Regions from separate parts of the Homo sapiens genome. Here region 1 is linked to region 2. Evidence: chromatin loops called from intact Hi-C (ENCODE). Cell type or tissue: right lobe of liver. All regions are shown on one strand. Links, peaks and the distances in the headings refer to the core of each region. The heading gives the core; the rest is flanking DNA. Region 1 overlaps SEPTIN2 (septin 2). Region 2 overlaps HDLBP (high density lipoprotein binding protein).

Region 1 (4,395 bases), core at 314-4,313, 91 kb after region 2:
AGACAGGGTTTGGGGACTTTACTTTAGTGTCAGTTGTGTGTTTCTCACAATGAGGTAGAGTGAGCCACTCCTTGGCTATCTCAATCCATTTCCCTGGATCCTGAATCAATAGGAACGTGTTACAATGTTTGCTCATTCTTGCCTGCTTTTAAGTATTTTGAATAAGCTAGGCAATTAAAAAAAATTTTTTAAGAGTGCTTCATAAGATGAATGGAAGGTTAAGTTGCTGACTAATATTCTTGGATCCAGAATATTAGTCCTTCACTTTATGGTCTTGTACATAGCTTAAGCTAACCAACTCTTTTTTCTCATATGAGAGTAATATATAAATTTTGAGTTATAGGAGGCATGAATATTTTCATTACATTTTCCGTAAGTCCTTTTAGAAGAGTGTCTTCTATTTCAGACATTGTTGACCTGAAAATCTCTTAAAATCTGTCTGCCATCCTGTGGTAGTGATGGCCTCACACAGGGGTGGCAGTGCCTCTAGCAGAAATCCCCCTGAGAGACTCAGTCGAGACCTGTGTTTGTATATCATTTATTGGGGAAGAAAGGGAGAGCTACACCTCACTAGACATTTCCACGGCCATACTCATTATCCTGAAATCCCAGCAGCTTTATGTACAATTTACCAAGTAATTTTAATTACTGCTATTTCTTCTATGTACTTGATGGGTGGTTTTTTTTCTCATGAGAATGTCATGTGCATGATGCCACCTTGGTGCATTCCTCTTCTCTTTCAGCACCCACATGCAGGATCTCCAGGAGGTGACCCAGGACCTTCATTATGAAAACTTCCGTTCTGAGAGACTCAAGAGAGGCGGCAGGTCATCACACTGTGCCCCTTTCTCTGTATTGTGTCACCCTGAGCCACAATGTTCCTCCTCCTCTATGTGTTCAGCTCAGCCTTCTTGACCATTAAGCAACATGGTTTGGTTTCCTACTCAAAAGTTATTATAAAAGAGTTGTTAATTTAATCAAATTATGCTCTTTTAGCCTTTTTAAGAAAAAGTACATTTAATGATATGCACGTAAAAACTTTAGGCCAGGCACGGTGGCTCATGCCTGTAATCCCAGCACCTTGGGAGACCAAGGCAAGGTAGATTGCCTGAGCGCAGGAGTTTTGAGACCATGAGATTACATGGTGAAGTCCCATCTCTACAAAAATTTAAAAAAAAAAAAATTAATTTAGCCGGGCATGGTGGCACACACCTATAATCCCAGCTACTCGGGAGGCTGAGTTGGGAGGAGCAGTTGAGCCTGGGAGGTGCAGTGAGCCATAATTGCACCACTGCACTTTATCCTGGGCAATAAAACAAGACCCTGTCTCAAAAAACAAACAAAAACTTTAGATGGAAAGGCCAGAGGCTTGTGTCGAGTTCTCCTTCAAAAGCATCACTCTGTACGTGAGGACAAACTTGTTGCCATTAGGAAACTGCAGCACCTGAGTTAAGGGTGAGGCCAGGATGAGTGGCATCCAAGCAGCCAGTGGCCGTTGAAGCAGCAGCTTCGATCCTCGCAAAGTCCTGCAGCCATCCTCACTCACCTTTTCTTTTTAACCATTCTAATATGTTTTTATATAAGTTTTCTGGGAGGCCAAGGCAAGTGGATCACTTGAACCCAGTAGTTTGAGACCGGCCCTGGCAACATAGGGAGACCTCGCCTCTATAAAAATTTTTTTTAAATTAGCCAGATGTGGTGGTGCATGCCTGTGGTCCCAGCTACTAGGGGGAGGATTCCTTGAGCCCAGTAGGTCCAGGCTGCAGTGAGCTATGGTCGCACCACCACGCTCCAGACTGGGCAACAGAGTGAGACCCTGTCTCAACAACAAAAGTTTCCTGTGTTGTAATTCATTAAAATTCTCACATTCTAATAATTTGATGGATTTCTAGATACATATGTTGTACACATTGAAGTCTAATTATGAGTTTGGAAATGAGACATTAAGAAAGATTTTAGAGGCAGCAAGAAAATTCCACCCTCTGGAAGCTGAGTAGGCGCTGGCCCTGAGATGGAGATTAGTGTGCTTTGCAGAGCACAGTTCTCAGGTGTGCTTGGGGAGCTTACCCTTTGCCCCTCGTTCACTCACGCAGATCCTGCTCCTTAAATGTGGTGACTACATTCGCATTAATAAAGAATAACATCTCAAAGCAAATTCTTCAGATAATACCTATTTTTGAGTGGGTAACAGCAAGTGTTGTCGCTCAAGCTTAGAGTAAGAAAAGTCTCTTGAATGTTCCATTTCATGTTGTTCGAACTTTTTAAAATCATTCTGTTCCCTTTTTATTCATTATATCTTTAATTAGAAAAATGATAGGCTGGGCGTGGTGGCTCATGCCTGTATTCCCAGCACTTTGGGAGGCCAAGGTGGGCGGATCACTTGAGGTTCAACACCAGCCTGGCCAACGTGGCAAAACCCCATCTCTACTAAACACAAAAAAAATTAGCTGGGCGTGGTAGCACGTGCCTGTAATGCCAGTTACCCAGGAGGCTAAGGTGGGAGAATTGCTTGAACCTAGGAGGTGGAGGTTGCAGTGAGCCAAGATCATGCCACTACACTCCAGCCCGTGCGACAGAGTGAGACACCATCTCAATATAAAAAGAGAAATGATAAATACATGTCATTTTAAATTTTAAAGTAGAATTTTTTGGGGGGGTAGCAAATAACTATTTGTTGCAGTGTTATGATTCTGATTTCTTTCGATTCTTAGGAAAGTGGAGAATGAGGACATGAATAAAGACCAGATCTTGCTGGAAAAAGAAGCTGAGGTAAGTAGGAAAGTACTATTGGTTGGTTGGTTGGTTGGTTGTTTTGTTTGTTTTGAGACAGAGTTTTGCACCATTGCCCAGGCTGGAGTGCAGTGGCGTGATCTCGGCTCACTGCAACCTCTGCCTCCCGGGTTCAAGTGATTCTCCTGCCTCAGCCTCCCGAGTAGCTGGGACTACAGGTGCCCGCCACCATGCCTGGCTAGTTGTTTTTGTATTTTTAGTAGAGACGGGGTTTCATCATGTTGGCCAGGCTGGTCTCGAACTCCTAACCTCAGGTGATCTGCCCACCTTGGCCTCCCAAAGTGCTGGGATTACAGGTGTGAGCCACCGTGCCCAGCCAAAAAGTACTATTCTTGTGACTGAAGGTGTTTTGTTTACATCCGTAGATATCATTGGTAATTAACTTAAAGTTTATAGTTTTTTTTTTAATTTGTTGAGGAGGATACATATAACTACTTTATTACTATATATACACATCTATATATAATAATAAACATGGATATTTACATAGCATACATGATGCTTCATATATTTAGCTGAAAGACTTTGGAGACAATTTAGTAATGTCACTGATATTTGTAAGTAGATCATAAATATGGAAATATGCTCTGTTGTAAAGGTGGCATTCAGATCTGCTGGAGTTTTGGAAGGCAAACACATTATTCAGTAAACAATAGGATCATAATGGGCTAGCCTTTTGGAAACAAAAAGAAAATACTTCTTTGGTCAAATTAATTCAATATTGATCAAATATTTAAATGTTAAAAATAACCACAAAGTCACCTGAAGAAAATTTAAATGTTTTATAATACTTTCCTGGAGGCATTTCTGAACACATACAAATCATAATGATAAGGATAAAGATGAATTAACATTTACTATTTTTGGCCAGGCACTGTGGGTTACACTTATAGTCCCAGCACTTTAGGAGGCCAAGGTGGGAGAATCACTTCATGCCAGGAGTTTAAGACCAGCTAGGGCAACAGAGTGAGACCCCCCTCGTTCTCTAGAAAAAAATTAAAAAATAATTAGCCATGCATGTCGGCATGCACCTGTAGTCCCAGCTACTCGGGAGGCTGAGGCAGAAGGATCCCCTGAGCCCAGGAGTTCAAGGATGCAGTGAGCTATGATTGTGCCACTGCAGTCTAGCCTAGGTGAAAGAGCAAGATCCCATCCCTTTAAAAAAAAAAAAATATATATATATGTATATGTATGTATATATATTATTTTTATTGTGAGGCCTTCATTGCCCTCCAGAAAAGCTGATTCATTCCCATTCCCCTTTACTTTGCATTTCTCACTGTCATCAGTCTCTTTCCCTCCTTTTAGGTTAGAAAACTTCTCATATTGGCCGGGCGCGGTGGCTCACGCTTGTAATCCCAGCACTTTGGGAGGCGGAGGCGGGTGGATCACGAGGTCAGGAGTTTGAGACCAGCCTGACCAATGTGGTGAAACCCCGTCTCTACTGAAAATACAAAAATCAGCTGGGCGTGGTGGTGTGTGCCTGTAATCCCAGCTACTCAGGAGGCTGAGGCAGGAGAATCGCTTGAACCCGGGAGGCGGAGGTAGCAGTGAGCCGAGATTGCGCCACTGCACTCCAGCCTAGGAGACAGAGTGAGACTCTGT
Region 2 (4,375 bases), core at 1-4,000:
GGGCTCAGAGGCACGCTCTCCCCAAACCTGGGCACCTGCACTGTGTCCAGGCCCCAGGATTTACAAATCGAGAGCTCATCCATGAAGGCCCCGCGGACTCCACTCAAAGGAGACACACTTCATGCTCGGAGGCAGTTACCTTGGCATAGACTTCAGTCAACGCCTGACCTAACTTTTCAGGTTCGCCTCGAAGTATTACAGTCTCAGAGATGCTGTCTGAGGGTGGGATCTCAACGGAAACTCCAGTTCTCTCAAGGATCTCCTGCAATGAATTGCCCTTGGGCCCAATGACATACTTGTGTTGGGATTTCTTCACTTCCACTGCAATGGTTGTAGTCTTCTTTTTCTAAATAAGAGCACCATAAGGGGCAGTCAAAGGGAAAGGTGTGGGAAGCGGGCAGGTGGGCATGGCCACTGCTGCAGAAAGCAAGCCAAAGCGGCCCAGACTATAGATGCTGATCCCAAGAAGTGAACAACAAGTGATCAGGACTAGCCAATCCCCAGAAACTTCACTGTTCAAGGACTGGATTTTTCCCCTCAGTCTAGTCACCCGCCGGCTGATAACTTCGTCCTTGAACACTGCAAAACACCCAATCCTTTCCCTCAATTAAGGAACACGTTTCAGACCTCAAAGTTCACTAAGCTGAGCTAACAGCTTAATCTAAGACGTGAACAAGTCCGGGATGTGCATCTGACCCGGGGCAGCCCAGCTGGCAGCCTGTCAGCACAGTCAGAGGCCCAGGACGGCAAGGACAACTGCCAGGCAGATGCTCAACAGCAAGGGGGGGCGGGCACCGATCTCACCCGGGTCACTCAAGTGTAGAGACAATAAGCATCTTCATCAAGGACAAAAAGATAAGGGGCAGAACCAGGCCTTAACTGAATCTCCAGACCCAAATCCTCATTTCTATTCCTGCCCATGGGGATTTGCCTCCTCTAAATCGTGTACCTTCTCCTCATAAATCTTCTTGATGCGAGCCACAGCCTGAGCCAACTGTTCCTTCTCTCCAGTGAAGACAATCTCTGTCCGGTTCACGCTGGGTGGGGGGATGTTGATGCGCGTGCCTGTCTCCTGCATGATCTCGCCAACCAGTCTATTATACGGCCCAGCGATGAAGGGGTGGAATGCCTTTTCTACTTCTAGCCTCTCCACAGCACGTTTGTCCTGGAAAGGAAGGGATGATCTGATGAGAACAGGCCTTTGAAAACAAACTGGGGACAGACAGGGCTTTTTAGAGTTGGAGTCAAGCCCTCCACCCCCACCACATTATGCCTTGAAGTCCACACTGGACACGGCAACCCATGAGGGAGTGAGGTCTGCACAAGCAGGTAGGCAGGGGCACGAGGCACTCACACAGGCCTCACCTGCTCGGCAGAGATGAGTAAGACTTCATGGCGAGCTTTCTCGATGCCCTCTTTGGTGCCAGTGATCTTGATCTGATTGCTGGGGTCATCTGGGCGTGGGATCTGGATTTTGGTTGCAGTTTTTAGCTCCAAGTCTTGCAGTTTCTCTCCATTTTTGCCAATAACAAAGCGATGGTGTTCTTTGGGAATGGCAACAGTTGCTGAGGCCTATAGCAAGAAGAGAATAAAAGAAAACAAGAATATTTGTAGGTTCTGAAGGAGCATATTTTTCCAAGACATTCTGGCAGAAACACCATCTTTGCTTATTCCTGCCCAGCAGCACCAACTCATCCATTAAAACAGCATGAGCTTAAACATCACATGCTTGGGGAAGGTTGCCCTGACTCCCAGGTTAGGGTAAGTTCGAGTGTATCTGCACCACTACTTAACATCCACTGGAATATACACCCACAAAGGGAGACAAGAGTTAACATCCACAAAAGCTGGACAGGAAGAAGCATGACTGCATATCCAGAAACCCTGAAAAAACTACTGGGTGAAATTCTATTTATAGCAAAGAGAAAAGACTGAAATCAAGAAGTTAACAACATTAACTTCCACAAACAACAACTACTTAGAAGATGTAATGAAAGAGATGCGTTTCTTTTTTTTTGAGACGGAGTCTCGCTCTGACGTCAGGCTGGAGTGCAGTGGTGCCATCTTGGCTCACTGTAACCTCTGCCTCCTGGGTTCAAGGGATTCTCCTGCCTCAGCCTCTCGATTAGCTGGGACTACAGGCGTGCGCCACCATGCCCAGCTAATTTTTATATTTTTAGTAGAGGCAGGGTTTCACCATGTTGGCCCCGATGGTCTCGAATTCCTGACCTTGTGATCCGCCCACCTCAGCCTCCCAAAGTGCTGGGATTGCAGGTGTGAGCCACTGCGCCTGGCCAAAAGATGTGTTTCTAATAGAAAAAAGGAAAAAAGAAAAAAGGACAAGAAAATAGCAAGACACAAGCCCAACACAAGGTGGAGTATGTGCATTCGAAATTAGAAAACACTCCTTAAAATAGCTAACAGAAGGTTTAAGTAGATGGCGATCATCCCAATTAACTTTAAAATATTAATACAATTTCAAACAGTTGATTATAAAGGTTGTAACACAGAACCAACAAAAATGAACAAGAAAACCCTGAAAAAGAATAGTGCAGGGTGGAGGTGTTAACAGTGGTCCTAGACATTAAACATGAAACCATTATCATTAACACAGGAAATACCAGTATACGGAAAGACCTGCTGGTCTGAACTGAAAACCCAGAAACAGAGCTAAGTTAATATAAACATTTAGGACATGATAAAAGCAGCCACTCAAGTTCACTAGAGCAAAACGTCTTTTCAAGACAGTGATGGCACGCCTGTAATCCCAGCACTCCGGGAAGCCGAGATGAGAGGATTGTTTGAGCCCAGGAGTCCAAGATCAGCCTGGGCAACATGGTGAGACCTGACTTCTACAAAAATTTTAAAAATAAGCTGGCCAAGGCCAGGCGCAGTGGCTCACGCCTGTAATCCCAGCACTTTGGGAGGCCGAGGTGGGTGGATCACGAGGTCACCAAAAATACAAAAATTAGCATGGTGGCAGGCGCCTGTAATCCCAGCTACTCGGGAGGCTGAGGCAGGCGAATGGCGTGAACCCGGGAGGCGGAGCTTGCAGTGAGCCGAGATCGCGCCACTGCACTCCAGCCTGGGCGACAGAGCAAGACTCCGTCTCAAAAAAAAAAAAAAAAAAAAAAAAAAAATTAGCTGGCCATGGTGACGTGTGCCTGTGGTCCCAGCTACTGGGGTGGCTGAGGCAGGAGAACTGCCTGAGCCTAGGAGGTTGAGGCTCCGGTGAGCCGTGATCATGCCATGGCACTTCAGCTTATGTGGCAGGCTGAGACCCTGTGTTACAACAAACAAAAAAATAGTGCTGACAACTCGAAAGCCGTATGGAAAAAAGTGAAACTCAATCAGTGCCTCAACCCTATTTGCAATAAATTCCAAATAGATCAGAAACTGAAATGTAAGAACACATTTACAAGCAGCAGAAGAAAAGATAAACTTTCTTATGACCTGATAGTGAAAAAACTTTCCTAACAATGACTCAAGATAATAAAAAATGCAAGTGGCCCTTATATATTGAAAAGGTGCTCAATCTTGCTCATCAGAAAAATGCAAATTTAAAGTATATTTGGTTGCCTCTCACATCGGCTAAAACCCAAGAATGTGAAGAGCCTGGCTCTTGCATACTGCTGATGAGACGGCAAAACACTAATTCCTAAGGAAGGAAATTTAGCATCCGATGGCCCGATTCCACATGCAGCCACCCTCTGACCCAGCCATCTCACTTCTAGGAATCTATCCCAAGATACACTGGGTAAAACAGGAAATAGCATATGCACACGATTGCTACTGTAACATAATTTGTAACAGCTAAAGTCTGGAAACTACCCAAATGCCCATCAGTAGGAAAGCCTGGGTAAATTACAGTACGCCCACAGAATATTACACTGCTGAACAAAGAAATGAGAAAAATCACTACTTACTGATATGCAGACACCTCCAAAAAATAATAAAAGAAAAAAAGCAAGGCATAGAACAGGGTGTATGGCAAGCTGTATTTTGCTTCTGCTCTCAAACAACAAACAACAAAGGATAAACCAGGACCAGGAATGGCCGCCTGCAAAGGTGAGGAGGGAGCAGGGTGAAGGTAACAGGCAGGGGAGATTTCTCTGAAAGTACTTTATTATATAACGTTGACTTTGCAAGCATGTAAATGTTGAAATACTTTAAAAATTGACAGTAAATGGAAACAAATGTACCTAACTATATCAAGATGACAGAAAAACTCAGAAAAAAGGAATTACTTCAAGTGATTTTGAACTCATGATTTTCCTTTTCTGGGACTCTGTCACCCAGGCTGGGCTGTGGTGGTGCAAACACTGCTCACAGAAGCCTCCACATCCCAGGCTCAAACAATCCTTTCTCCTCAGAC

Evidence for each region. A loop is a pair of places that touch in the nucleus more often than their neighbours do. Peaks named below come from ENCODE experiments on the same cell type or tissue, not always from the same donor. Only the 100,000 strongest peaks of a DNase experiment are listed, where the experiment ranks them.
Region 1: a loop joins it to region 2, with 4 times the contacts of the local background. A loop is called at or near these places in 8 of 110 quality-filtered maps.

What each region holds. Positions count from the first base shown.
Region 1 is chr2:241,345,423-241,349,817 of GRCh38, forward strand. SEPTIN2 (septin 2) reads left to right here. Exons shown (of 13, transcript NM_004404.5): 10 at 744-827; 11 at 2,712-2,769. Among named protein-coding and RNA genes, the nearest start is that of FARP2, 8.7 kb to the right of the region's middle. In right lobe of liver, for the core only: no CTCF peak of the experiment used is centred there; no DNase peak of the experiment used is centred there.
Region 2 is chr2:241,255,235-241,259,609 of GRCh38, forward strand. It overlaps HDLBP (high density lipoprotein binding protein), which reads right to left. Exons shown (of 28, transcript NM_005336.6): 6 at 1,366-1,572; 7 at 950-1,165; 8 at 140-346. Among named protein-coding and RNA genes, the nearest start is that of HDLBP-AS1, 15 kb to the right of the region's middle. In right lobe of liver, for the core only: a CTCF peak has its summit at 2,379; a DNase peak (open chromatin) is centred at 757; H3K27ac peaks cover 1,758 bases.